Linked DNA regions of Homo sapiens: all the other regions are linked to region 4. The links are chromatin contacts, found by Hi-C or POLR2A ChIA-PET in ENCODE. All regions are on one chromosome and are shown on one strand. Each heading gives the region's core, a stretch centred on a gene start or an enhancer-like site at or near the end of the contact. The rest is flanking DNA. Distances are from core to core; before and after follow the strand shown.

Region 1 (6,050 bases), core at 3,202-5,701, 500 kb after region 4:
CCCCTCTTCCAGGGCTCCCTCACCCCGTAAATGGCACCACTGTTGTTTAAACCAAAACCTTAAGAGTCCTTTTTGACTCTTCTTCCTCTGTCACACACCTCACATTCAATCCATCAGCAAATCACATGAGCTCTTCCTCCAAAACACAACTGGAATCTGATACTTCCCACCATTCTTCTGCCATCCCCATGGCCAAGACACCTTCTCGCACCTGGATGACTCTAGGAGTCTCTTAGGAGGTCCCAGGCTTCCACTCTCACCACTCAAACTCAAAAGAGGGATTTTTCGGCCGGGCACGGTGGCTCACGCCTGTAATCCCAGCACTTTGGGAGGCCGAGGCTGGCAGATCACGAGGTCAGGAGATCGAGACCATCCTGGCTAACACGGTGAAACCCCGTCTCTACTAAAAAAAAAAATACAAAAAGTTAGCTGGGTGTGGTGGTGGGTGCCTGTAGTCCCAGCTACTTGGGAGGCTGAGGCAGGAGAATGGCGTGAACCTGGGAGGCGGAGCTTGCAGTGAGCTGAGATTGCGCCACTGCACTCCAGCCTGGGCAACAGAGCGAGACTCCGTCTCAAAAAAAAAAAAAAAAGAGGGATTTTTCTCCAATCAAAAGTCACATCACATCAGGTCCCTACTCAATCTGCTCCCCATGAAAGCTTCACATCACATGAAGAATGGAATCCAGAGGCCACATCAGGACCTGTGAAGCCCAGCATGGCCCCCGGCTCCCTCAGACCTCAGCTACTCCCAAGCTCCCCCAAGGCACTCCACCCAGCTGCACCAGCACCCCTGAGGCTCCTGAAACAGCAGCCTTTGCATCTCCTGCTCCCTTGGGCAGGAATGCTGCCCCCATTTCCCCGTTTTCATCTCATCAAATGTGGAGAAGTCTTCCCTTACCACCCTGTCCAAAATGGCACCCCCAACATTCTGTGTGTGAATCTAGACTGTTCCTCATAGCACCACCTGATGCTGTAGTTTGGATATTACAAAATCACAGATGATCTGTATCTGTTCGGTGCTCACTGTCTGTCCCCTTTACTAGACCATCAGCTCCACAAAGGCGGTGTCTCCTGCACCTGCAGGGTGCCTAGCACATAGTGAGTGCTCAGGGACATTTAAGGGAATGAACAGCATTCACTCACGGCAGCACTGAAGGTAGAAGTTTCTGGTTAGCGGGCAACCAAGCCAGGCTAGTAGTGGAATGTGTCAGTTCCTTTAACACCAACAATACTCCCCAGAGTCCTCTTGGTTTGGAGAAACTAAGGCTCAGGGACATAAAGTGATTTGCCCAAAGCCAGTATGAGACTAACACTGTTTTATCCGGCTGAAAGGTCTGGGTCCTTTTGAACACATCAAGCTCTCCTTAGAACCTCTTTGTGGCCGGGCACAGTGGCTCACACCTGTAATCCTAGCACTTTGGGAGGCCCAGGCAGGCGGATTGCTTGAGGCCAGGAGTTCATGACCAGCCTAGGCAACGTGGTGAAACCCTGTCTCTACTAAAAATATGAAAGTTAGCTGGTGTGGTGGTGCACACCTGTAATCCCAGCTACTTGGGAGGCTGAGGCACAAGAATCACTTGAACCCACGAAGCAGAGGTTGCAGTGAGCCGAGATCACACCGCTTCACTCCAGTCTGGGTGACAGTGAGATCCTGTCTTCCCCATACACCCACAAAAAAGCTTTTTGCTTCAAAAGACCTTTCAAGGTACCACAGTGCCTGCAATGATGCTCCCACCAAGTGATCTACCAAGTGGCCCCAGCATACCCTTGCAAATGCCATTCCTGCAAACCTCCACTGACCCAGACCAATCAGGCCACTCTGCAGCCCCTCAACACATAGACTTGTAGTACTAATTGTACTTAACTTGTGAAAAGCTTAACAAACACATGCACACATATTTAAACACCTGTCCTTAGCCAGATGCGGTGGCTCATGCCTGTAATCCCAGCACTTTGGGAGGCGAAGGCAGGAGGATTGCTTGAACCCAGGATTCTAGACCAGCCTGGGCAACATGGCGAAACCCCATCTCTAGGAAGAAAAATGAAAACAAAAACACACGTGTCAAGAAAACACACATACACATCCTCCTGGAATGGCCCTCCTCTCCTCTGCTTGGCAAACTCCTCTCATCCTTTAAAGCCTCTAAAATTCTCTGCTGTCTGCCCAGGGCTCTTGACACAGGTCTACAATAACAAGACAGTGCCCCAGGTATTGTATCAGTGGCATATGCTCCTCCCAAGCTGATCTACAAACGCAGTGAGGGTGGGCACCACGCCTCATTCATATTTGCCCAGTAGCCACAGACCAGCAGCCCTCACAGCCATCTCTGAATGCAGGTGTCTGAGCTGAGTTGTTCTCCCCAGACTTGAGACAGTGGATGTGACATCAGCAAGCCCTACACACCACCTGGACATCCATACAACCTGTGAGAGGGATGTCCTGATCATCATGAGGGCGGAGGGGCCTTCTGATGACATCCCTGCCATCCCTTTGCCACGCACCAAGATGCAATGTGTTTAAAGCTAACTATTCTTGCTTTAAAAAAGGCCACCACCACCTGGAGAAACACATTCTGGGGCTAGTAGAGCTGGCCTTCTGCCTAACACAATTCCCTTTGGTTCCATCACATCTAGGAAGGGGAGAAGCTGGCAGCCACCTACTCTACATGACCCAGGTGGCTGCTCTCTTCTCAGCAAGCCAACTCAGCCTGCACCATTTACAATTTTCCCTCCCAATGTCACAATCCAACCAGCGTTTCCCAAATGCTAACTAGAGTGGGGACAGTTATACAGGGACCTTGCCCTCTGGGAACTTACAAAGCAGAGGGCCAGCCGTCTAAAATCAATGCCAACTCGGTAACAAGACAGACGTGCCCAGCAGTAATAAAATAAAGGAGTAGTAAAGGTGTGGAGGGGAAGACAGCAATCCCCACTGGGGAGGCCTGGGAACTGTGCTCCTGGGAGAATAATTTCAAGGCTCTGGTTCCAGGTTATCCCTGAGCCAATGTCTACTCACCTCTGTGACGCCAAGGGCGAGCACTGGACCTGGCTACAAACCTTTACTCATCCTTTCACAAATGTATTTATTGAGTGCCCAGCACATGGTGATAGATAATAGAGACACAGCGGTAAACAAGAGATCACAGGTCCCTGTCCTCAAGGAGTTTACTTTCGTTTTTTTTTTTTTTTTTTTTTTGAGACACAGTCTCGCTCTGTCGCTCCAGGCTGGAGTGCAGTGGCCCGATCTTGGCTCGCTGCAAGCTCCGCCTCCTGTGTTCAAGCTAATTCTCCTGCCTCAGCCTCCCGAATAGTTGGGACTACAGGCGCCCCCACCACGCTCGGCTAATTTTTGTATTTTTAGTAAAGACGGGGTTTCACCATGTTGGCCAGGATGGTCTTGATCTCCTGACCTCGTGATCCACCCGCCTCAGCCTCCCATAGTTCTGGGATTACAGGCATGAGCCACCGCGCCCGGCGGAGTTTACTTTCTAGTACAGGAGGCAGACAAGTCCATAGACAATTCTAACAGTGCCATGCATAGGAAGGACCCAGGAGGCCAGCACCCTACCCTGGTAGGTCAGAGTAGTCCATGGTGCCAACATGTGTGTGCATCTATGTGCACATACGCGTCAGAGGACGCAGGGCCTGGAAGACAGCGCCAAACCCATGAGGGTCCAGACCGGGGGTAGGGATGAGTCTGAAGACAATTCTTCCACTCAGCGCTCTCGCCTTAGGAGAAGGAAACTGAGGCTGAGGGAGACACAGTCAGAGCCAGGACCAGAACCCAGTGACAGCTACCACTGGTCATTCCTTTAGTACAGCCCAGGGGTTAAGGGGGTTTCTGGAATCACACTGCCTGATTTTAATCCTGCCTCAATACGTACCATTTGTGTGGCCTTAGGCAAACGACCACCTCAGTGTCTCAGTCTGTCAAATAGGAATAACAGTAGCACCTATCTCAGGGGGCTGCTACGAAAATGAAACTGACAAATGTAAAGCAATTAACACAACGCCGGGGATGCAGTAAGCGGTACACTGTGGATGCTGCTGTTATTATCATTGCACGTCTGCTCGGTGTCGCAGTGGGCTCGAGACTCGGATAGCTCTGCTGCCGCCCGCCGTGTTCCCTTCTGGCTCCAGGACGCTCCCGCCCTCGACGCCCGGCAGCAGCAGCCCACAGCCCCGGCGCCCTTGACCCGGGGGCCGGGCCCGCCGCGCACACACGCCCTGGCCTCGGGAACGAGGGGGCCAGCCCGAGGAGAGGAGAAGGTGGCTGACACACCCCACCACGGAGAGGGTGGCTGTCCAAACTCGGAGAAGGAGCCGTTCCTGCACCCGACAGCACCCCCGCCCAGGCTCCCAACCCCAAGCCCAGAGAGCGGGCCTGTTCCTCACACTCTGCAGCAAGCTCCTCCTCTGCGCCGCCATCTTGGAGGAACCCCTGCGGGAGCGCCCGCCTCCCCGCAGAGCAGCGAGTGGGGCGGCTAGAGCGGCCCGAAGGAGGCGAGGATGACCGCGCTGCCGGGGAGCATGCGCCCAGCGCCACCCCACGCCCGAAGAGGGATGGGGGTCGTAGCGGACCGTGTGCGCAGGCGCGCTCTTGCACGTTTTGTTGTTGTTGTTGTTGTTGTTGTTTTGTTTTGTCTTTTCCTCGGGGCCGATTGCTCCTCGCCCATCTTTATTATTTTTTGAGATAGGGTCTCACTCTGTCACCCAGGCTGGAGTGCAGTGGCGCGATCACAGCTCCCTGCAACCTCTGCCTTCCGGCCTCAAGCGATTCTCCTTCCTCAGCTTCCCGAGTAGCTGGGATTACAGGTGCCCGCCTCTCCTGCCCCAGCCTCCGGAGTAGCCGGGACTACAGGCATGAGCCACCACGCCCGGCTAATTTTTGTATTTTTAGTAGAAACGGGGTTTCGCCATGTTGGCCAGGCTGGTCTTGAACTCCTGAGGGTTCTTTGTGAACACAGTTGGTAAGGGGAGGACAATTCATTCACTCAGCAAATGCTACCTAGGTGACCCTGCTTGGCTCTATAGTGGGTTCTGCAGCGAGCAGGACAGGCCTTCAAAAAGCTAACATTTTATTTTATTTTATTTCATTTCATTTTATTATTATTTTATGTTATGTTATGTTATGTTATTTTTGAGACGGAGGCTTGCTCTGTCGCCCAGGCTGGAATGCAGTGGCGTGATCTGGACTCACTGCAACCTCTGCCTCCCGGGTTGAAGCGATTCTCCTGCCTCAGCCTCCCGAGTAGCTGGGGTTACAGGCGCCCGCCACCACGCCCAGCTAATCTTTTACATTTTTTGTAGAGACGGAGTACCGCTATGTTGGCCAGGCTGGTCTCAAACTCCTGGCCTAAAACGATTCTTCTGCCTGGGCCTCCCAAAGTGCTGGGATTACAAGTGTGAGCCACCCCGCCCAACCTAAAATGTTAACATTTTAATTGGAGAGGACAACATTTATGTATATAAGACATTCTGCCGGGGGCAGGCGCGGTGGCTCATGCCTGTAATCCCAGCACTTTGGGAGGCCGAGGCCGGTGGATCACCTGAGGTCAGGAGTTCGAGATCAGTCCAGCCAACATGGTGAAACCCCATCTCTACTAAAACTACAAAAAATTAGCCAGGCATGGTGGTGCACGCCTGTAATCCCAGCTACTTGGGAGGCTGAAGCAGGAGAATCACGAACCTGGGAGGTGGAGGTTGCAGTGAGTGAGCTGAGATCACTCCACTGCACTCCAACCTGGGCAACAGAGTGAGACTCTGTCTTAAAAAAAAAAAAAAAAAAAGCACACTTGTCACGGGAGCCCACTGTGGCTTGCACAGAGTTGGAGGAGAGAGATGAAGGGGTTGTAGGGACAGGCTCTGACCAAGTGGGCCCCAGGCAGGAGTTTATTCATCTGGAGGACAGAGGGAAGTTGTTGCCTTCTAAGCAAGCCATTGACAGGGTCCCATTGGTAGAGAGATGTTTGACTCCCAGGTTCAAGCGATTCTCCTGCCTCAACCTCCCAAGTAGCTGGGATTACAGGCATGCGCCACCACGTCTGGCT
Region 2 (5,721 bases), core at 1,887-4,386, 280 kb before region 4:
TGGAATGACTGAAAAGCACTTTAAAATTGAGATACCACTTCTGATGAACGCTACCAATTTTTGTGATCTTTCAGTCATGAACCTGTGACATTTTTTTCTGAGACAGAGTAATGTTGTGATATTATCACTAGTTGATCCAGCATTAGGAAATATAGATTGGTGGGGGGGGTGGCAGTTAATAGGGATTATATTCACTTTCTCCAATAAGAAACTTCCTCTGCATATGCCATCTCATTTTTAAAAAGTAAAACTACAACGTGCAAGTTCCAGCACCCCTGGATATTGCTCTTCATAACATCGGCCACATCTTTAAAGTTTTTAAAGCTTCAATTCACAGTACTCACAGAAAGAAAACTTCAACAGAAGGCACAAATTAAATACTATCCATCTGCACACTTAATTGATTACTCATTTTCATTTCCTTCTGGATGACCATCGTGTTGGTGAGCCAGAAGGATTGGCTCTGCAGGATCTGAGATCCAAAATGGCAGTCGAGCTATCAACTCACCAGAGCCATAATGCTTCCCATACGTGAAGCCAGGTCTTATTTATCTCACCTTTTAATTATCCAGGGGAAAAGAATATTTATAAAAAACATTTCAAAGAATCAAATGGCATTCATTGTATCATTCTCTGTTCTGCCTAAGACAGCAGGTACCCTGCTCTGGTTCCTCCTCTCTGCAAACTGAATTAACCTGCCATTCATATGTTTACACAGCCACAAAAACAAGATAATGGCAAAACATGGAAAGCCTAGGTTTTATCTCCTCTTCAGTAAGACCAACTTTAGGAAATAGGTGTAAAATGAATCATATAACAAGCAAAGCCCCAAAAAAGTGCTTTCATTTTCAGAAAAACAGCAACAAAAATCAGAGCTGATTTTCCTTTAGGTCTACCACAATGCAACATTCTCTATCACTAAGGTAATTTCTCTATCTTTTCCCTTTAAATTCAAGCCGTAAAAAAATTTAGAGACAACTTTGTTCCAGACTACCTCTTTAATGTAATGTTTCCAATCCTTCTTACACAAAAGCTGAATTTATATCATCAAAAAATTTACAGTGAATCTAAACAGTCACTTCTGTATTTATTACCATTACTAACATAACAACATTAATTTTTTAAAATAATAAAATCCTTGCTTGTTAGAGACAGAGGGCTTTAATTATCTTATGTATTCAAATGGAAAGTCTTTTTGTTAAATTAGCGTGAAAGTCCCTTCATCTACACACAATTGGCCCAAAGAAACAGGCCATTTTCAGCACAAGAGGCCAATCCATTTTAAGAGTGAATAAAGCTTTTGAAAGCACCACACACCCTCTTCCAGACTGTCAAATTTTCAAAATGGTCCAGCATTTTTTCCACTTTATCTTTTTTAACACTTTCAGGCCCAGTAAGCATCTCATAATTAGATTAATTAAAAAGGAAACAACAAAAAACACTGCTCCCTTCTGATCAAAATTATTCCATTTATGCTTAATTAGCTTTAATCCACGTCTACATATTTAATGATGGGGATATGACAATTCAACCCATTTGCATATTTTAAATGCCTTTTCTAAACTATACTTTGTAACAGATTTAGAAGAACAGTCTCTTTCTCATGCCAATATGCCACAGCATAAATCAGGAGGATACAAATTAGGAAAAAAAGAGAAAAGAAAACAAGGCCTCTCAGAGCCAGGGATGTGCTCAGGGGGGTGGAGTAATTTACCCAGGGGTGGGGGCAATTTACCCGCCACATCACAAACTACAATCCTTTCAGCCCACCAGACCGAGAAGCATTACATCACACTCTCACAATGATAGGGGGAGGAGGCTCTGAGAAAGCAAGTTTTCAGCTTTCTTTCCTCCCTGCTCTCAGGCTTCCAGAATCCTGCATTAGGAGTAATGGAATTTAACTTCAGGCACTGCACAGCTTCAGGGGTTACTAACAATCACATAGACTGCTACTTATACATGTGACCCTAAATGACCACTTCGCAGTGGATACATGGCCGAAACAGGCAACCACACACTCACACGATGAATTTATGCTGAAAAACTCAGTTTTGCATCTGTGTAAAATTAAACAAAAATTTTATTTCGTGAGGAATGAAGAAGGCTAATACACAGGGAGAACTGATAAAGAAATAATTTCTAATCGCGGTGAATAGCTGTTCATATCTTTAAAACACCATGTTTACAACATAGTCCTACCCTTTGGTTGAATCCAGGATCAAAATAAAAGCGCATCTGGCTGCACATTTGAGAACACACACAGAGACCCAGTGCAAATGAGCGCGCGCAGAAAGGAGAGGGGTGAGCCACATATTGCTTGGGAGGTTTTCAAGCAGGGGAATCTACAAACCCCAAACCTCCTGGTGTTCACCCGCCCCCAACCTGATGTTTAAAATGTATTAGGTCTTACTTTAGGTTTTACATCTCTCTAGGAAGGAGGGCCCAGTTTAAAAAATAAAAAGATAGAAAAAGGCTTTCCCGTTCTAGGGCTTGCCCTCCCAGATCCTTTGTCGGCCTTAGCAGCCGAAAGAATGCAAACCCATTTATATTTATGCAAATTTTTGCAGCAGATTTAAGGGGGGAGGGGGAGGTCTGTGTTTTTTAAAAACCTCTTTCTAAATAGCAAATTTCCAATTACTCGCAGCTTCATTTATTGCAAGATAGAAACGATGATGAAAATCTGCATATACATTAAAAGTGCAATTAAATCACTTCAAAATCTAAATATTTTACCACGTCTTTTCCATTTCTAAAATGCCGAACCAAAGTACATCACGGGTCTGATTTACACAGATCCACGAAATGTCTGAAGCCAGTCTCCATGCTAGACAAATGTCGATTTGCAACACCACCAGTGAAAACGGTTAGACAAGATCCATATAAATCAATTGGTTAAAAAAAATTGAAAATATTTACCAACCTCATAAAGTGCAGCAGTGCTTAAATCCAGCAAATTGAGGCATACAAGGTAGAAATGGAAATGAAAAAAGGTCCAAAAAATGAATTCTTTTTGTCTATCTGTTTTTTTGTATTTTAAATATTCAGAAACCAGCAGAGACTCTGTCGGCCATTTTGGCTTGAACTAACTCTCTCTCACACACTCTCCCTCTTGCTCTCTCTCTCCCTCTCTGTCTCTAAAGGAAGCAGCTTTTTGTGACCTTCAAATAGAGGCAGATCATGTGACTTCGGGTAGGTTTGTCAATCAGGAAAGGGGAGGGAGCTGGAGCTGAGACTGCCTTAAAGGGGAAGCAGCCCTTTTCCACTCACTTTCATTTGTGAAATGCTGTTATCTCATACTCTCCGCCTACAGACACTGCATGTGAAAGTGGCAACAGCATAAGGGTAACAGATGAACAAAACAGAAAAACCTTTATTGGTTTATAGAAATATGCTCAGTTGCTAACGATTCTTACAGCTCCTGGATCTTCTCCTGGCTCGCTTGCTAGTTATTCTCTAGATGTTTGGGCAAGCACAGGCTGGCAAACTGCTCTGTAAAAGGGGCTGAAACACAGCTCTACCAAACAAGAGGCTTTAGCTTTGAAAGAATGAGGTGAAATACAGGGCACGACTGATCTCTAAGAAACTCCTAAAATGTATAGAAAAAGACTGAAAGAAACGCACAAAAGTATAAACTGAACTGCAATTCAGAAAGGTTAAGTGACTTATCCCAAATCACACAGCTGAACAGCTGCAGAAGAGGGACTGGTTTCCCAATTCTGAACTCTACACTTATTGTTTTGCCTGTATGTGTGTTCAGTACCTCCTCCCCCAAACCCAAATAAAAACTATGCTTCAGCACTGCAAACGGAGTTTCTCTGGGCTAGGGCAGGTCTGAGTCATCTTTAATCCCCTCCCCCACCGCAGGAGGTAGCTCTGCAGCTGAGGGAGCCTAGGCACTAAATTAAAACCTACCTGGTTTCCACCACTCCTAATCCCTTCTCCTTCGCATATACATCTCCACTCCTACCCACTTAAGAAACCCAAGCTCGGTTTGCATCTCCAGCCCCCGCGGCTCACAGGCCGTGTAACTTCACTGCTAACAGCAAGTAAGTAAGTCCCTTACCCATCCTCCCACCCTGCCTGGCCTCCGTTTTCTCATTGGTAGCCGGCGGAGATTGGGCTTCCCTAGATGGTATCTTTGGTTTCTTTCACCTCTGAAACTCTGCACTTGGCTTCTTTGAGTAGTTCTGTTCATCTTTTCCTGGCCATCTCAAAAGTTCGCCTCCACCCTGGGAAGGCTTCTTGACCCTCGCAGTCCAGACCAGGCCCTCCTGTTAACACTCCCATAATATCCTTTACTACTTCTTCAGAGCAATGGTCATAATTGCAATTTATGAAAGAATGTGCTTAACATTAGTCTTCCCCAGGAGACTGTAAACTGTATAAGGAAAAACACCACGTCTTCACTGCTCTGTGAGGCTCCACACCAAACACCACATAGGAGGTAAATAAATGAATAAATCAATGACTTGGACCCTATTCAGAAGGGCTGGGCTGAGTAGGAGGAAATCTGCCACCTGAATATAAAAAATGTAGGGGAATGAGGGTCACATAGTTCCCAGAAACTCGCATTCATCTATGTTTTAAGGACGGCTTCAGGAAAGAAAGTAACTAAAATGGTAAAAAGCGCATGAGGCCGGGTGCGGTGGCTCATACCTGTAATCCCAGCACTTTGGGAGGCCGAGGCAGGCAGATCACCTGAGGTCGGGAGTTCGAGACCAGCCTGACCAGCATGGAGAAACCCCGTCTCTACTAAAAATACAAAATTAGCCAGCGTGGTGGCACATGCCTGTAATCCCAGCTACTAGGGAGGCTGAGCTTAGCAGGAGAATCGCTTGAACCCGGGAGGCGGAGGTTGTGGTGAGCCGAGATCGCGCCATTGCACTCCAGACTGGGCAGCAAGAGTGAAACTCCATCTCAAAAAAAAAAAAAAAAAAAGTGCATGAGAATGCCCTGTGACTATCGACTCCACCTATCTCTATAAGCCAGAAAAGGGAGGATTCCCTAGTGTGCTTCTCCCATAAACTAGGCTGCCATGCCAGCCAGCAGACAACTGATGGATTCTAGAAACCCGGCTTTCCTTGAAAAGGAACCTACGAATGCTTGTAAAATCCCACAACACTTGTTGTCATCCTGGCTTCTGGGTCTTTATACAGTCTCCCGCCTTTGCTCTTTCCACTCAGATATGACGACAGGAAAGGAGCTGTTTCATGGCAGGCAAAGGCCAATGCCTGGACAATCTGGTAGCCTGAATAGCTGTGGCTTAACAAGCTTCCACTGTCTTTGCCTAGCACTGAGTGAAATAGCCAGGCCCTGCACTGACAATTGAGATGCAGGAAAAAGCAGGAAACTACTAGAATGGAAATTCTGATTATTTAGTCTATTTTTATCCTTCCAATACCTTCCAGATGAGTTACTGAAAGCCTACTTGCTTGTAGCTGGCTCGATTTGTAAAAATGTGTGGAGACTGAACATCCACCTTGTTTTAATTTGTGATGGACATGCTTTCTTTATGAAACTGAACTTTGCTAAGTCTCCATTCCCCAGTGTAGAATATTATTGTATACAAATATTTATATGTGTTGCCTTGTAAGTGTTAAATAGCAAACTGCATGAAAAGTTTGGAAACAGAACAAACATATTTTAAATAAAATATTGGTTCTAATTTCAAATAATATGCTGAAAACATATATATATATATTTTGAGACAGAGTCTTGCTC
Region 3 (6,153 bases), core at 267-2,766, 340 kb before region 4:
CTCTCATCTCTAAATATACAGCCAGATGTAAAACTCATCACTTTCAAATTATTTAATTCATTCAACAAATTCAGTTAAGTATTTACTGAGTCTCTACTATGGCTTCCAAAGCAATACTATGGGCACCTCCAATTCCCTAACTTTGTGCCAAGAATAGTTTATAGGTGCACCCAGCTTCCAGGTACATATGGAATACAAAGCCCCTCAAACTCCTTACAGCCCAGCCTGGGACTGCTGCTAGCCCAGTCCAACCTCATCTACTTACCCCAGTGTGCTGTACTAATCTTTTCTCTGTGTGTCTTGACCTGAAAAGGTTACGAAGCATTGTCTAGGGGAGCTGGGGGTTTAATATTGCCTCTGCAGGGGACGAATGTGTGGGAGGTACTGTGCAGGCAGGCAAAAGATAAAGCAAGTGCAAACACCATAATCTAGAATAAATCCTGAATGGTAAAAAGCCAAACTACTCTTGAGAACCTCTCAGGTGAAGAGCGAATACAACAGTGTTTTCTTCTTAATTTTTTACAATAATAGTAGAGAAAAGTAGAAGTGACTTGTACCTGAATAGAAAATACCCAATATTCGGCCGGGCACAGTTGCTCATGCCTGTAATCCCAGCACTTTCGGAGGCTGAGGCGGGCAAATCATGAGGTCAGGAGTTTGAGATCAGCCTAGCCAACATGGCGAAACCCCATCTCTACTAAAAATACAAAAAAATTAGCTGGGCATGGTGGCGGGCTACCCAGCTGCTTGGGAGGCTGAGGCAGGAGAGTCATTTGAACCTGGGAGGCAGAAGTTGCAGTGAGCTGAGATCGCGCCACTGCACTCCAGCCTGGGAGACAAAGCGAGACTCGGTCTCAAAAAAAAGAAAGAAAAACAAAAAAAGAAAATACCCAATATTCACAATATTCACTTAAGCTGAGGCATAACAAGACTGCCCCGCATGCAAGTTCAGAACACCAAAAAGCAACGATGCTGAGATCCCTAGGAACCGGCTACATCCCAGAACTGAACCCTCCAATGGTCCGAGACCATGCAAAGGGAAAGCTAAGAGCTTGAAGCATCTGTAATTGGCATTCAAAGCCATTCATAGTACAGTTCTAGCTTTTACATTTTCCTCATTCTGCACGCCTGACAAAAACCATCCTCTTTAATGCCCATCACACCTTACCCTAGTGGCAAGTCCTAGCTCAATATCCACTTGCTTCAACAGCACCATCCCCAGTAACTCCAACTCTAGAGAAACTTGCCTTCTTCTGCAGACCCCACAACTATTGCCCCGTCTCTTGTTTGGCCCTCAAGGTCTCAAGGCAGATGACACCGGTACTGGCAGCATCAGAGCACCTGAAGTGACTTTCTGCGGCATGGCTGCTTTTACCAGGGTGGTAACAGGCACAGACCGGAAGGCACAGACTGACTTGGCTCTCTTCTACTAGGATGTCCAGGAACTGACTCATTCCTTTAACAAACATTTATTGTCTAATATGAGCCAGGCACTTTTCTTTTCTTTTTGAGATGGAGTCTTGCTCTGTCACCCACGCTGCAGTGCCGTGGCGCAATCTCAGCACACTGCAACCTCCGCCTCCCAGGTTCAAGTGATTCTCACGCCTCAGCCTCCTGAGTTGCTGAGATTACAGGCGCCTGCCACCACGCCCAGCTAACTTTTGTATTTTTAGTAGAGACGGGGTCTCACTATGTTGGCTGGCCTGGTCTTGAACTCCTGACCTCAAGTGATCCGCCCACCTTGGCCTCCCAAAGTGCTAGGATTACAGGCGTGAGCCACTGCGCCCAGCCGAGCCAGGCACTTTTTCTAAGCACTGGAGATCTGGCAGAAACAAAACCGAGCTTTGGCTCTCATGTGACTTACATCCCAGTGGGGGAGAAAGGCAACAAATGAACAAGATATACAACAAGATGCATGTATAAAATACACAGTTCAGGCAACAACAGTGCTCAGGAGAAGACAGTTCACCTGACAGAGAAGGAGAGAGGTGGGGAGAGGGCAACACCTTCCATATAATAGTTAGAAAAGGCCTCTGATACAGTTGCATGAGAATGGAGACTCACTGAGGTGAGGGATGGGGCCATGTGGGTATCTGGGGGTGAACATTCCAGACAGAGGGAGTGGCAAATGTCAATCAGTGAGATTGGTGTATCTGAGGAATGGCAACCAGAATGCAGTACAGGGTGTAAGGGAGAAGGTGGCAGGGATGAGACCAGAAGCAGGATTCGGTGGTTGGGGGCGGGGGGATCTCCTTACAGGGAATGCATTTTTTAAATTAACCAGCACATATTTTCTGGTAATTGAATAAGGAATCAAATTGCGACTGGTGAACACAAGCACCTAAATGCAAAACTTCCAAAACCTCTCATTCTCAGTTTCAGTCAGGAGGCCCGCCTCTCTCCTCAGCTGTCAACCTTGCTATCGGGGGGCTGGCCTGCTGCACCAGAGCACCCACCACACTAGAGAACGGCGAGTCGAGTGTGTGTGCGTTTGCCACAGCTGAAGCCTCTGAGCACAAGGGAAGGGGAATGAACCTTCCTTTTCTCCCTGCCCTATGTCCGTGGCACAAACACCAGAAACACAGTAGGGCCTCCAAGTAAATGCTACCAAAATGCATCATTAAAGAGTGAGCAACACTTTCTACCCTCCCGGGGGAGATGCGTTTAAAGAACAGCCTCAAAACAACGAACTACATCATCTAATAAACATGCTGAGTGTCTATGATATGCCACGCACTGACCTGTGACACAATCAGGATATAAGACTGGGCAAAAGAAGGATGGTCCCTGCCCTCAGGGAGCTGACATTCTAGATGGGAGACAGAAAACACACACACACAACGCCAGGCAATGCCATGAAGACAAAAAGCTGGAAAGGGGCCAGAGTGTCTAAGAGGGAAGAGATGGGAAGAGGGGGCTGCCTTCCATGAGGCGTCCGTAGCGGGCATCTGTGAGACAGGGACATCCAGACTCCTCCATAAAGAAAGCCATCTGGGAGATGAGTGACCAGGCCAAGAGAAGAGTAAGTCCCAGGGCCTAAGATGGGAAAGTAAGTGCTGGGTGTGAGTTTGGGGGAAGGGAGATGGCTACCCCCACTTCTTCCTTCTCTCGGCAGCAAGCCTCCCCAGACACACACCCACACCTTCTCTGGTTTTCTGGCTTACTTGGTAGTCACCCTCATCTACACCAGAAGAACTGGGCACCGTGGCTGCAAGTTTCCCTTCCGCCGCATCAGTTCCCTCAGTATTTCAGTGCTCACTTGATGCCAGGCACCAGGCTGAGGCTGAGAATTCAGCAGCAAACAAGATGCAGTGCTGCCTGCTTTCCTGGGGCTCTCAGTTCCACTTTTTAAATAGTCCTACCTCACCTCACAACCCAGACAGCACCTTCAGGGCAGAAAATGTGCTCTCCTTGCTCTGTTCCCTGTCTCTACCACACTTTGGAATACTCTGAAGACAGCCTGCAGTGCCTTTGCTGTTTTGAAAGTACCAGGATCTTGGATGTGTGAATTCAAGCTTGTGATAATCCAGGTTAGAGATCAACTTTTGTTTTTGTGACAGAGTCTCACGCCATCTCCCGAGTGCAGTGGCACAATCTCAGCTCACTGCAGCCTCCGCCTCCCAGGTTCAAGTGATTCTCCTGTCTCAGCCTCCCGAGTAGCTGGGATTACAGGCATGCACCACCACGCCCAGCTAATTTTTGTATTTTTAGTAGAGATGGGGTTTCACCATGTTGGTCAGGCTGGTCTCGAACTCCTGGCCTCAGATAATCCGCCCGCCTCGACCTCCCAAAATGTTGGGATTATAGGTATGAGCCACCATGCCCGGCCAAGAGATAAACTTCTTTCCACAAACTAGAGTCATGACCAATGGTTGCTGTATGCATGTCTCTGAGCCCATCGTGCCTCAAACATGCAGGAGAGGCAGGGCTGACAATTTCACACTTGAACATATTAATCTCCACCTGTAGGCTGATGGGAATGAAAGGATGATAAGAACCTTAATTCAGAAGAACAGCCAGGGTTCATCTTGACAGGAAATGGCTCCACATTCCCAGAAGCATCTTCCCTTCCATTAAGGTCTGGATGACTGGCTGTAACAGCATCAAAACCTATCCCTGACACCCTGTGATCAGTAAGTGTGGCAGCACCTTCGGTCCTAGTTCCAACTCCACAAAATCAAGGCAGACAGACCGGAACAGGAAGAGAGCCACCCAACACGGGAACTATGCCAGAAGTAAACTAATACTGTAAAAGATTAAAAAGAACTCCACAATAAAAAGGAACAAACCATTAATAATACACCAACTTGGATGAATCTCCATGGAATTATGCTGAATGAGAAAAGCCACTCCCAAAAGTGTCATACTGTAGATTCCATTTAGATAATATTTCTGAGATGACAGGTGGTTGGGCGCCAGAGGATACAAAGGGGGGTAGGGTGAGGCAGGAGTGGTTATAAAAAATGGTGACACTAGTGACCCTTGTGGTGACAGAACTGTCCTGTATTTGATGGTGGTGGATACATGAACCCACATGTGATAAAATTGTATAGAACTAAACACATAGGCAATTAAATACAAGTAAAACTGGGGAAATCAAAATTTGGCAGATCGTATCAAAATCTGGGTTGCGACATTGTACTATAGTTCTGCAAGAAGTTACCATTGTTGGAATGGCATACAGAATCTCTCTGCCTTGCTTCTGGCATGTGAACCTACAATTATCTCAAAAATTTCAATTAAAAAAAGAGAGCTTCAAACATTGACTCATCTTTTGGTCTCCTGTTTGAAATTTTGTCAAGGACTCCTACTTTAAATCATTTTCTTTATGAAAGTCACGTTAAGAGTCAAAAGGAATTTGAGAAATCATTTAGTCCCCACATTACAGAAATAGATTTCCAAAAATACTCTAGAATCTACACTTCATCTTAACATGCTCAAATTGTTAGTTTAATCGATCAAGTATTCCTTAAGTATAGCAGGAATAGACAGATAGCCACAAGGGTATTTAAAATGCTCCTCTGACACATAATTCACAATACAATTCTTTTCCCAGGAATTTTAGTGGTGTACTAGTCACTGAGCTATTATCTCACTTCGTGGTAGTATCTTCATCAGCTCAGTCAACACCAATTCCAAGCCCCTCTGGCCTATTTCCAAGACTCCTTCACAATTAGAGATGGGGATGTGATTTATGCTATGCCAATAAGGTGCATGTGTGACTTTACCAGAGGACACACAGGGCACCCATCTTCTCAGAGAGCGTTGTAGGGATGACGTGGTCCTGGAGCCTACCCCTGTAACAGCAATTTCCTGAATGTGCAGGAAAAGAAAAAAGCTCCCACGGGACCCCCAGTTCCATGGTGTGGTGCTGGGCGTCACCTGACCCTCAGCCTCTCAAGTACCATTTAATAAACCCACACACCAGTGAGAATGAATTCTACTATCTACATACTAAGGACTCTGCCCAATACAGATTTAAATAGGGGTTTTCAAAATGCACCTAAGACATGTGACTTGTATGAACATTATTTCCTTAGAAAATAAAAGGTAATCTTGGCAACTTATAAAACAGTAAGAAAATAACTAGCCACAAAACCATTGCCAATTATAACTAATTAAGGATTAATGACACCACACGCAAATTTGGGGTAAGAAAAATTAACAAAGGAGTACAATGAAGAGAGTTAAGCCAAGTGCTCAAAGTATCCACTTAAAATGTTTTTAATTAAAAATGCACACACACAAAAAGCATGTTGGAACATATCCATTCAGGCAGAGGAAATTACATAGTAGGGTACTCCAAATATGTATATTGGATTTGTTCTTAACATTTTTTTCATTTGCTGGATCTGAGGGAATTTAATGGGATGCTAATGTAATTTGCACATATTAAATTAGCAGACAAGGCCAAATAGCACTAGGGCATAAAAATCATTCTAAGTGGCTTATAAGAAGAAAACAACATTAAAACTAGAAAGATTAAGGTAAATGCATTTTTAATTAATTTTAAGGGATAAAGAAATTTCTCCTGCCTTCAATTTTATTATGTGACATGTGATAGGTAACACTTTTATATGTTGGTAACAAAATGTAACACAGTTCCTTCTACATTGTGTTACCTTCCTTTCTGAGGCTGTGTAAAGCAATGCT
Region 4 (6,172 bases), core at 948-3,447:
ATTCAAACAACTTATAAAGATTCTTTAACAAGTTTTGAGTTTGTTTGATAGGGGCACAAAAATGAATCATCTGCCCCCAGGATTATCCAGCAGCAACTGTTACTTATTTAAGAAATCGTGATGGAATCACACTTACTGACACATTTTCGAACAATTGCAGACTTTTCTTGACCCAGGAAAAAAGGGCAAGTTCTACTCAAGCTTAGGCATGAACCCTGTCAGTCATCAACACCAGTGGGTGTTATTATCTGGGAATCAATAAATATGTTGGAACTAGGATCATTTTCAGCTCTTCTAGGAAGCAATAGTTCTAAAAGAGATGGCTTCAGGAAATAAGTGAGAGACATTTTGTATAAGAAGTGGGAAGAAAATGATCAAGAGTCAAAGAAACAACTAATCATGATATCGCCTTGCATTTTTATAGAGCCTTTTTCCTAAGGCACTTCATATCTATGTTAACTCATTTATTCTTACAACATCCCTACGAGGTAGACAGAACAATTGAAAGGGATTTTCACCAGGGCCTAAGATGTGGGAGATATTCAAAAGGATATTGTATTAGCAACAGAGATATTTCTTCATATTGAATAGATTGATCATCTCCTTCTCCTCTGCTTCAGTAAAGTCATTTTTAAAAAGATAAAATCTATTACAATTTGGGGAGAATAAGATTTCAGTTTACCACATGGGAGACACTCCAAGTTCAATCTAAAAAAGCAGTTTTATTCAATAATATAGGGCCACCTCTCTTTTACAAAAAAACAAAAAAGGGTATGAGTCAGATTTTTTTCGTATTTGAAAATTAAATATACTTAGGTGGTCCTCTATTTACACAGTGTTCCTTATTTAATAGCAGATGGTTTTGTAAAGAGAATCACTATAAAATTATTCTATAAAGTTTTACATAAAATACTGGATTGTTAAAGGAGAGTAACTTCTGCTAAATACTCTTTCCGAAACCAAAAATAAGAAACAAAAAGGAGCCACTAAAGAACTAAACCGTTTATGACAAACATTGCTGCATAGAACAAAAGATTCTGCGACCTGAAGTTTCCCATCCTCAGATAACATAACGAGAACACACGAAATTTTTCCCATTGGATGTTTAGATCTAAAACACTTCCCACTCCTAGTTTATCTAGGGATGTGTATGTTCAATAGTGTGCAAATTATGCTGCATACACTTTATTAAGAAGGCCTAATTCCAGGTAGATAAATACGGTAAATTTTTTTTGACAGTATACCTGTCAGGGCAATACAGTACATTTTAAATTAGTGAAACCTTTGGTTGGTATGTTCAATCCTCACGTTCAGGAAGAGTTGGGACAAAGAACACAAAGCAGCTATCTTCAGACTGGACGCCTAAACCAGAGACAGTCATAGGGATGGAGCCTAACGGCTAGTACGAAGAGAGACAATACCCTTCCAAAATACACTTCAACATAAAGTTTTCTTTTCGTAAAGGAATGAAAACTGGTGTCCTTTGTACAGGTAACAAAAATGCGAACAGAACTAGAAATTCAAGCAAAGAGAGAAATCCTGACCTCAGAGTGCTAGTGTTCATTCATCACTGCTCAGCCCTCTACCACCCCCTCCAATCCCTTCCAATTTGGATTAAATTCTGACCATGGTGAAGTGGAATTTTACCTCCATGATCCCAAGGTCGAAAATCTTTCCCTGAGATGCTTCTGAAGCCAGTTTGTGGAGATTTTTGTGTTATGGACTGGGTAAGGAACAAGTGTTCTCCCAGTTCATTTGATAGAAGTCAAATCCCATCACCACAAACATTGTCACAGCAAAAGGTTTAGAGACCTTAGCTGATGGGACTTAAAAGCAATATTTAGAGAACTAGTGAGATTCATTTTAATTAACTCATACAGAACATTCTGCAAATTATAAAACTGTTCAAAGTTTCTAGAGTATATGTACAGATGTTGTATAATGACATACCTTTTGGAAGAGAAGGGGTTGAGTTTATGTCTTGGCTTTGACACCGAGTTATTAGAATCCTTTCTGGCAAGAAGGGAGACAAATTCAAGCATCAGAGTTACTGCATTTCAGAGTATGGATCCACTTTGTGCTGTCTTCCATGTACCACTCTGAAAGAGGGTGCAAGTTTACAGATCCATTAACTGTGCCTCCTCCTCCCCACCTCTTACTCCCTCCTCCAAACTAACCCTAGTCAGCCCTGCAGTCTGTAGGCAAACCACACAGGAACTAGCACATATGGGGCTTCGGAGAGTTGGGCGTGAGCCTTAGATTATGTGGTTTTGTTTTCTTGCTGCCAGAGTTGAACTAAAATGCAGGAGGTTCACTGAAACACTTTTGCTTCTTTATGCTTGGTTTCAGTTTTAACAATATCCCCCCTGAACACTTGTGTTCACATAAGAAAATTTATAGTTCTTGATATGGTCCATCAGCAAGCTGATCTTAAGGAAAACTCTTATTCTCTTAGTATAATCATGCATCCAGAGGAACATTAGGGCTTCTTGGGGGAACTTATTTAAGAGCACCCTCGATCACTCACAATGTTAAAATCCCAGGAAAGATGCTTTGTTCATACACTCAGCCTCTAATATTACTCTTGACAAAAAAAGAAGAAACATTCTGAGCTGGGATGCATTCTCACCCCAGGTTTGCCACAGTCCAGCATGAGGTGGAACCAGTTCCTTCAATTTCTGGGACTTCAATTTCTGTTGAGTCTTAGACTGAAGGCTTTCTGGGATTTAAGACTTTCCATTGACCTTGAGTTTTGTTACCTTCAACTTCCTTAGTTCTTACCTTTAAATGTACCACTCACCCTTCCCCCTATATCAACTGCAACTTGTGAAGGCCTCTTCCTTTCTCTTTGCTCTTGCTAGAAAATGGATTGCCAACGTTGCATCTTTTACAGAAAATTAGAGACATTGCTACTTGCTAAGTGGCACCATTCAGAGTTTGGGGACTGGATCCAAGATGAGGAGGGAAATGTTGGCTCACTGGGATGTTCCTAGCATTAATCCCTGGAATACCAAGAGGAGAGTGTCAAGGAGAGATTCAATTTGGGGTTCTAAAATTTAAACTTTTTCTGCAATGTGAAACGGCATCCTTTTCCATCTCTTTGCTTCTTTATATCTAAACCTTGCTTAAAATTTACTTTCTTAAAACCTTTTCCTTGGTTATAATTGCCCAACATTTTTATTGAAATAGAAAAGAAGAATCAGCAAAGTGTCAAGGTGACAGAAAATGCTCAGTAAATATTTGTCGAATGAGTTAAAGGAAGTAATTTTCTATCCATAACTCCTTTTTTTTTTTGAGACGGAGTTTCACTCTTCTTGCCCAGGCTGGAGTGCAATGGCATGATCTTGGCTCACTGCAACCTCCGTCTCCCGAGTACAAGTGATTCTCTTGCTTCAGCCTCCCAAGTAGCTGGGATTACAGGTACCTGCCACCATGCCTGGCTAATTTTTTTTGTATTTTTAGTAGAGATGGGGTTTCACCATGTCGGCCAGGCTGGTCTTGAACTCCTGAACTCAGATGATCCGCCCGCCTCAACCTCCCAAAGTGCTGGGATTACAGGCATGAGCCACCGCACCCGGCCCTGTAGCTCCTTAATAACAGGCTTTCTTTTTATTAATGCAACTTTGTCAAATTTTCTTAAATCCTGGTTATATCTGAAAAGGATCTCTGCTATTTCCACATTATAAAGATAAAATTTAAAAATAACAACATCTTGCTACTTTAAAAATAATAACGTCTCAACCTTGACCTCAGAATTATTCAGCCTTCTAAGGACCTTCTTGGATCATTACACTGAACAGCTCTATTGCCAAGTTTTTAAATGCTGAAATCCTCTGGCTACAGTCCTTATTCTTTGATAGCTCCCAAGTCGATGGTTTTGAAATGGTTAAAGGAGTCCCTAAAATTCTATGGTTGGGGAGTGGGAGCGAAGGGAAAATGTTGAATGGTGTTACATGGAAAGTATCATGGTGTTTTCAGCTTGTACCCTAATGAGGAAGCTAATTTTGCACCAGGCACTACTCCCCAGGGAGCAGAATATAATCCTTCCCCTTACAAGCATGGGACAGATTGCAGAACAGAAAAATCTCAAAGGCAAGTTATTTTGGTAGTAAGTACTGATTGACAGACATGTTATGTAGAGCATAGTGGGAGGGAAGCAAGGCCACTTGAGTGGTTTATTTCATAACAGCTCTGTAACTGAACGAGTGCAAAGGCAGATCCTAAGAATAAAGACCCTAATGTGAGAATGCCAGCATTTCAGTACTCACTATCATGAGATACTCAGAAAAATAGCAGCAAGATGAGGAGGATACAGTAACATGTGAAATATGGACTTAGCCACAGTGGAGAAGTTTCTTTTTTAAACCATACTTTGTTTAAAATTTTTTTAATCAATTCCTTTTGAGGGGTCATTTGTTTATATCTGAACTTCTGTTTTGTTTTGTTTTTTGTTTTATTTTGTTTTTTGGAGACTGAGTCTCGCTCGGTTGCCCAGGCTAGAGTACAGTGACGCAATCTTGGCTCACTGCAACCTCCACCTCCTAAGTTCAAATGATTCTCCTGCCTCAGCCTCCCGAGTAGCTGGGATTGCAGGCACCTGCCACCACACCCAGCTAATTTGTATATTTTTAGGACAGCTGAGGTTTCGCCATGTTGGTCAGGCTGGTCTCGAACTCCTGACCTCAGGTGATCTGCCCACCTTGGCCCCCCAAAGTGCTGGGATTACAGGCATGAGCCACTGCGCCTGGCCAATATCTGAACTTCTTGCCATAATTATGCTCAATTTAACTTTATGGTAAAATATGTACTTCTTATTTAATAGTGTGCATTCAGACATTCTCGTTTCATTTATTCAATAAATAAAGTTTGAACACCTACTCTGTGTTAGTCCTGTTCTAGGTGCTGGAAAACTATCAGTGAACAAAACATAATCTCTGCCCTCCTGGATCTTACATTCTGGTAAAGGGAGAAACAGAAGGTACATCAGATGGTCCTACTGTTAGGGAGAAAAATAAAATGATGCAAGAGCCACAGGGAGTGTGGCTGAGATGGGGGTTGCGATTTTACGTTGGGAAATCAAAGGACATTTGAGCAAAGTCTAGAACAAAGTGAAGAAGCCAGTACTTCCTGGATGGACATCTGGGGAAATAGCTTTTGCAGGTATAGGGACTAGCAAGTGCAAAGACTTCAGGTGGAGACATGTTTAACACTGTGAGTGAGGTGGAGAGGAGTTGGGATGGAGATCAGAGAGAGAGCAGAACATGTAGGGCCTTGTTGCCATGGCGAGGCCTTTGGATTTTACTCTGAGTGAGATGGAAGCCAATGGAAGATTTTGAACTGGGGAGTAGTATGATCTGACTTGGGTTTTAAGTTTTAAAAGGGTAGCTCTGGCTGTTGTGCTGAAATTAGATAGCAAGGGAGCAAGAACAGAAGAAGAGAGACCAGTTAGGAGCCTACTGTTGGCCAGGCATGGTTGGCTCATGCCTGTAATCCCAGCACTTTGGGAGACTGAGGCGGATGGATCACCTGAGGTCGGGAGTTTGAGACCATCCTGATCAACATGGAGAAACCCAATTTCTACTAAAAATACAAAATTAGCCAGGCATGGTGGCGCATGCCTGTAATCCCAGCTACTAGGGAGGCTGAGGCAGAAGAATCGCTTGAACCCGGGAGGCGGAGGTTGCAGTGAGCCGAGATTGCGCCATTGCACTCCAGCCTGGGCAATAAGAGCAAAACTCCATCTCAAAAAAAAAAAAAAAAAAAAAGAGGCTACTTTCATAGTCCAGACCAGAGATGGTTGTGGCTTAAAACAGGATGATGTGAGTGGTGGGAAGTGGTTGGATTTTGAATATACAGGGTGATCATAAAGTCTAGAAACATAGATAATGTTATTGTATCTTGTATTAGAATGTAGCATCAATAAATCATTTATTATCTAGACTGGGTAGCCACCTTGTATTTCAAAGGTAAGCTCATGGATATCATGAGAGCTATAAGAGACAAACACAGGAGTTAAGGTGACTCCCAGGTTCATGGCCTGAGAACCTAGAAGCAAGGATGTGTCATTTACTGAGACAGGAGAGACCGTGGGAGAGAAGGTTTGGAAGGCAAGACCAGGAGTAGAGGTCAAGGTAGTTAGATACACGAGTTTGGAGGTCAGGAGAAGCTGAAG
Region 5 (5,450 bases), core at 1,736-4,235, 480 kb before region 4:
GTTAACTTGATTTATAAGACCCTGCATGACCTAGCAGCCCCTGCTACTCCCTGCAGCCTCATCTCTGAACACCTGCCTCGCACTTGCCTCCAATGCACTTTATGCTTTGGCAACGTTATCTTGGAACCCACCTGTGTTCTCTCAGAATGCTGCTAAATACAGCAATTACTCAGCAATATGTAAAGACAGCCTTGAAACCTGGACCCTACCAAACTCCACGATGAAGGAGCTAGTGGCACAGAACTTCTAGAACTGACTCCCCCTCCGGTTACCCTAGTAATTTTTGTTGATCATTTATATCACCCTTTATGACAAGGACATCTGAGGTGAACATCCATAGTATCATACAAATTTCTCAGCTGCCTCCTCCAAAACTGGCATCAGCAGAAGAGCAAAGTAAGTCTAAGAATCACACTCTACCTTGAACTCCACTCCTGCTACAAGGTTTGCAGCTGGGTCTGCTTACCCTTCCCTGAGTCAATATTTTCTTTGTGACAGAGATAGAGTGTTCCTTTAGGCGAGACTGAGGTGTGACTGTGTAAGGGAGAACACAGACTGGAAACATATATCAGGGAAACAGGAACCTCACCCTAGAATTCAGCACACAAGGTATGCGTGTCCCCTTCCTGCACAGGAGTACCAGTTAAACTCAGCTGCCCTACGCGGACTTGCTCACACTCATAACTGTGCCAGGCTCCTCTAGTTCCTCATATCAAATAATCAATCATCCACAGTAATCTGGTTACTTACCTGAGTCCCTCCCTCGATCATTCCTCTAATATTTATGGCCTGGCAGTTTCCGGAAAGGATAAGGAAAGCAACTTCATGGACCTTCTGTCATTCCCACTACCAGGGGTGGGGGATAACCACCTCCCCCAGAAGTAGAAGTGAAATAAATACTAGTTAGCTAACTGCAACTCAGCTTTCAGGTAGCTCTGAAAAATAGCAGACAAGAGTTTTTGAGGAAAATAAAGCTCCTTAAGGGCTGACTGGCAAAGAAGGCCACTGAGACATTTATATTGAAAGTTTTATATTAACATAGGAGATTAGGGCACCTAAGAGGAGATCATAAATATAGTTTACACAGTTGCTATTTTTCATATAATTAAACTACACAGGTCAACAAACTATCTCATCTTTACATCATTTATTTGCCATTACCATCTATATAATTACCGGAAATGTTTCATTTGCAGATATGAACATACCTACATAACATTACCCTAAAGAATGGTAATTATACTACACTATATACAGTATTATAGAGTATATATGCTATTATACTCTGTGGCAGTGAGTAGACGGAGGTATCAGAAGGAAACCTATGAAAGAAGGAAAAATAATATGTGTTAAGCATTCATCACACTGCTAAGCACACTCACAGGCATTATCCCCATTTTACACCTCAGCAAAGGACTGACCCCTCAGCAGTCTCACTATACCATACTGACTAGCACAACTCTAGTTATCAACTTTGCAGACAGTTTCCAGAAAAGATCATGGAACTATCTGTGCATGTGCGGGAACAAAATATCTTGACTTGGGATGACATATCTAGTGGGAGCCAGCCAGATTTAAGACACAAAGCAACTAAAAAAAATTTTTTGTGTGTGAAAATTCAAAATTAAACAGATAAATTAGGAGAGAATTCTCATAAGAGCAAACCAACTTCTCTAACAGATCTGCACCTATATTTAGAGACCATTAACTTCTTTAGTACTGGGGTGCAGGGCAAAGGGACTCACACAAAGTCATGAATTATAGAGTTAGAAGGATCCTTTGGGTTCATCTCTCATACTTTTTGAAAAAAGAAACTAGGGGCCAGGCACACTGGCTCACATATGTAACCCGAACACTTTGGGAGATTGAGACAAGAGGACTGCTTGAGGCCAGGAGTTCAAGACCAGCCTGGGCAACATAGCGAGACCTGATCTCTAGTTGTCTTTTTATTAAAAAAAAAAAAAAAAAAAAAAAAAAAGTAAGAAAATTGGACTAGAGGTCAAAAGACTGATTTAAAGCAGCATAGCCAGACCAGAAGTCTCTGATTTCTACTACTTTAATCTGAAACTGAATCAAAAACTTGGAAACAGCTAGAGACAGGCCCATTGGATTACATTCAGATCAGCATCATTACCAACAGAAATCCCAGAAGATACGTCACGAGGTTGTCCTCTTACTGTTGTGAACCTTAGGGTTAAGCAGTCCATATCTTTATATTATTTCACACTTAATAATGCTGATTTCAACAATCAGGTCCATACACTTCACTCCCATGTTGTAAAAGTTAGACAACCATCTGAACTAACCATGAATTAATGACAACTTTTTGCCTCATCTAGCCCCATTTAAGTTCCTCTTGGCTGGGAGAGGTGGTGGCTCACATTTGTGATCCCAGCACTCTGGGAGGCCAAGGCAGATGGATTGCTTGAGTGCAGGAGTTCAAGACCAGCCTGGGCAACATGGCAAAACCCTGTCTCTACTAAAAATAGAAAAACAAAAAAAACAAAAAAAAAAACAAAAAATTAGCCGGGCATGGTGGCGTGCGCCTGTAGTCCCAGCTACCTGGGAAGTTGAGATAGGAGAATCGCCTGGGCCCGGGAGGTCGACGCTGCAGTGGGCTGAGGTTGCACCACTGCACTCCAGCCTGGGCAACCAGAGTGAGACCCGGTCTTCAAGAAAAAAAAAAGTTGTTCCTCTGCTCTTTCTGCTCATGTTCCTCCTGGACAAAGTTAGGGAACAAGCCACATGCTATTTATCTTCACGGTTGCTCAGCAACCTTCATTCATCTCTAGTTGACTTTTCATCATATTTCCTTCAGCGATACTTTCAAATCATTCTCATAATTCTTCTGAAACCCAACTACTCTCTGCTGCCACTCACCCCCAGCTGAGGGACTGTACTCCAGCTTTAACGAAGCTCAGCTTATTAGACTTAAGCTTCCTCAACTTCCTTATTCTCCGTGTCAAAACGGCTTTTCACCTGTTTGCTCTTTCTGCCCGCCCTCTCAGAAGAGAAAGTGGTTTTCTTCCTTCCTACGTTAAATTCTCCACCCACGAGAACCTTTCAACCCATTTCCTTTATACTCTTTTCCTTTGTGCATCTTCAGTCTTTTCTTCTCCAATGGCTTCGTGTCCACTGCAAATACTTAGATCTCCTGAACCCTGAATTAAACAAAACAAAACAAAGCAACTATCCCTGTACCCACTCAAGCTGTTACCTTTCTAGCTCTTATCCCTCTGCCTCACTGCCATACTTTTTAAAAGCGCCCATGCTTCATCAATCAACTCACTCCTTAAGCTTTTCACCCTAGCTTCTGTCACCACCTAAACTGGTTTCTAAGGTCTCCAGTGATTTCCTAGTCATTATTTGGAATCCAGTTCCTATGGCTTCATTTCCTGAAACTCCCTGAAGCATCAGACTCTGCTGACTTACTTTGGTTTCTTGAACTGTTCAATGACTCTGAGGGCACAGACCATATTGTTTTTTCTTCTCTATTTAACTGCTTCTTTACTGCCTCTTCTTTCTCCAGACCCCCAAAAAAGACATTCCCCACATCAGTCTTCTTTCTTTTAGTCCATTCCTAATGGATTCCAAATGGGGAGTCCATCCCTATTCTGAATGGGGATTTAGCTATTACTGTCATATAAATTACAAATCTCTATCTCTAGCCATGACAACATAGATTATTTCCAACTTATTGTTGGATAGCTTCATTTGACTATATACCACAACACATTAAAATATGTATTTCTTTTTTTTTGAGGTGGAGTCTTGCTCTGTCGCCCAGGCTGGAGTGCAATGGCGCTATCTCAGCTTACTGCAAACTCCGCCTCCCAGATCCATGCCCATTCTCCCGCCTTAGCCTCCTGAGTAGCTGGGACTACAGGCGCCCGCCACCATGCCCAGCTAATTTTTTGTATTTTTAGTAGAGACAGGGTTTCACCGTGTTAGCCAGGATGGTCTCGATCTCCTGACCTCGTGATCCGCCCACCTTGGCCTTCCAAAGTGCTGGGATTACAGGCGTGAGCCACCGCACCTGGCCAATATGTATTTCTTTTTAATTTTTTTTTAATTTTTGTTTATTTATTGGAGATGGGGGTCTCCCTATGTTATCCAGACTGGAATACAGCTGCACACCACTGTGCCTGGCTTAAAATCTGTGTTTCCTGAATAAATCTATTTTTATTCTATCTCAGATGATTCTTTTTAATATTCCTGTTTCTTCTCCCAAGACATTCAGATCCTAAGGTTTAGGGTAATTTTTGGCTCCTTTTTTTTTGTCGTTGTTGTTGTTGTTAGAGACAGGGTTTTGTTCTGTTGCCCAAATTGAGTGCAGTGGTGGGATCATGACTCACTGCAGCCTTGACTTCCCAGGCTCAAGCAATCATCTCTCCTCAGCCTCCTGAGTAGCTAGGACTACGGGCGCATGCCATCATGACTTGCTAATTTTTATTTTTAGAGACAAGGTCCTACTATCTTGCCCAGGAAGGTCTTGAACTCCTGCACTCAAGCAATCCTCCCACTTTGGCCTCCCAAAGTGTTAGGATTACAGGCATGAGCCATGATGCCTGGCCTTGGCTCCTGCTTTTACTCTCATATCAAATCAGTTGCAAGTCTACTGATTTTACCTCTAAAATACCTCTAGCATCTCCATCTCCATTTCCACTGCCTTAATCCAGACCCTCCCTGCCACTTTTCTGGGCCACTGTCAAAATCTCCTAAAGATTTCTGTGTCTCCAGATTATCATTCCGTTTATGTTAAACAAAGAGTAGGTTAATATCCCCTGAAGCACAGCTCTGATTCCATAGACCCCAATCTCTTTTTGAGTCAGCTCTTATTTTCCCTTCATGTACCCTAAGCTTTAGCCAACTGGGCCCCTCACTACTGTCTCAACATGCCTCTGTGCCTTTATTTATATTGTGTCCTCTGCTAAGAAGGCCACCTTCCATTTCCAAATATCCAGATTCCATCCCTCTTTCAGTGCTTAGCTCTGAAACACCACTTCTGTGAAGCTTTCCTTAGTACTTCCTCTCAACATTTACTTGTTCCTACTGACTTTTTTTTTTTTTTTTTGAGACAGAGTCTCGCTCTGTCGCCAAGGGTGGAGTGCAGTGGCGTGATCTCGGCTCACTGCGAGCTCCACCTCCCAGGTTCACGCCATTCTCCTGCCTTAGCCTCCCGAGTAGCTGGGAATACAGGCACCTGCCACCACGCCGGGCTAATTTTTTATATTTTTAGTAGAGATGGGGTTTCACCGTGTTGGCCAGGATGGTCTTGATCTCCTGACCTCGTGATCTGCCCGCCTCGGCCTCCCAAAGTGCTGGGATTACAGGTGTGAGCCACTGCACCCGGCCGTTCCTACTGACTTCTATCTCACTTTACTAGTGTAGGTGCCTTATCTATAAACTGAAAGCTCTTCAAGGGCTGAATCCTCATTAGCACCTACTAC

Evidence for each region. A loop is a pair of places that touch in the nucleus more often than their neighbours do. ChIA-PET counts read pairs that join two places held with the same protein, here RNA polymerase II (POLR2A). Pooled maps may share reads with other maps.
Region 1: a pooled map shows a loop between it and region 4 (4-fold over the local background). The contact joins the promoter of TAB1 here to the promoter of GRAP2 in region 4. A Hi-C loop is called at or near these places in 1 of 168 maps with a recorded cell type or tissue (heart right ventricle) and 4 of 50 pooled maps. POLR2A ChIA-PET finds 5 or more read pairs at or near these places in 1 of 52 experiments (naive thymus-derived CD4-positive, alpha-beta T cell).
Region 2: a map of naive thymus-derived CD4-positive, alpha-beta T cell shows a loop between it and region 4 (2.8-fold over the local background). The contact joins the promoter of TNRC6B here to the promoter of GRAP2 in region 4. A Hi-C loop is called at or near these places in 1 of 168 maps with a recorded cell type or tissue (naive thymus-derived CD4-positive, alpha-beta T cell), 1 of 37 single-sample maps with no recorded cell type and 11 of 50 pooled maps. POLR2A ChIA-PET finds 5 or more read pairs at or near these places in 3 of 52 experiments (GM12878, H1 and activated CD4-positive, alpha-beta T cell).
Region 3: a loop to region 4 is called in a map of CD8-positive, alpha-beta T cell, with 2.2 times the contacts of the local background. The contact joins the enhancer-like site here to the promoter of GRAP2 in region 4. A Hi-C loop is called at or near these places in 1 of 168 maps with a recorded cell type or tissue (CD8-positive, alpha-beta T cell).
Region 5: a loop to region 4 is called in a pooled map, with 3 times the contacts of the local background. The contact joins the enhancer-like site here to the promoter of GRAP2 in region 4. A Hi-C loop is called at or near these places in 1 of 50 pooled maps.

The regions. Positions count from the first base shown.
Region 1 is chr22:39,398,181-39,404,230 of GRCh38, reverse strand. TAB1 (TGF-beta activated kinase 1 (MAP3K7) binding protein 1) reads right to left here and starts at 4,451. Exons shown (of 11, transcript NM_006116.3): 1 at 4,396-4,451. The coding sequence starts at 4,428. RefSeq lists a silencer at 4,093-4,232 and an enhancer at 4,393-4,512.
Region 2 is chr22:40,175,340-40,181,060 of GRCh38, reverse strand. It overlaps TNRC6B (trinucleotide repeat containing adaptor 6B), which reads right to left and starts at 3,136. Exons shown (of 23, transcript NM_001162501.2): 1 at 2,921-3,136. The coding sequence starts at 2,925. RefSeq lists an enhancer at 3,248-3,297.
Region 3 is chr22:40,234,559-40,240,711 of GRCh38, reverse strand. All of the region lies in intron 1 of TNRC6B (trinucleotide repeat containing adaptor 6B), which reads right to left. Among named protein-coding and RNA genes, the nearest start is that of TNRC6B, 60 kb to the right of the region's middle. RefSeq lists an enhancer at 2,006-2,907. Within about 2 kb of position 1,516, at least 13 of the 41 ENCODE cell types and tissues checked have a DNase peak (open chromatin) inside an H3K27ac peak, as active enhancers do; they include CD8-positive, alpha-beta T cell, where a contact is called at or near this core.
Region 4 is chr22:39,897,109-39,903,280 of GRCh38, reverse strand. GRAP2 (GRB2 related adaptor protein 2) reads right to left here and starts at 2,197. Exons shown (of 8, transcript NM_004810.4): 1 at 1,951-2,197.
Region 5 is chr22:40,383,091-40,388,540 of GRCh38, reverse strand. All of the region lies in intron 1 of SGSM3 (small G protein signaling modulator 3), which reads right to left. It also overlaps a transcript of ADSL not described here. Among named protein-coding and RNA genes, the nearest start is that of SGSM3, 15 kb to the right of the region's middle. Within about 2 kb of position 2,985, at least 10 of the 41 ENCODE cell types and tissues checked have a DNase peak (open chromatin) inside an H3K27ac peak, as active enhancers do.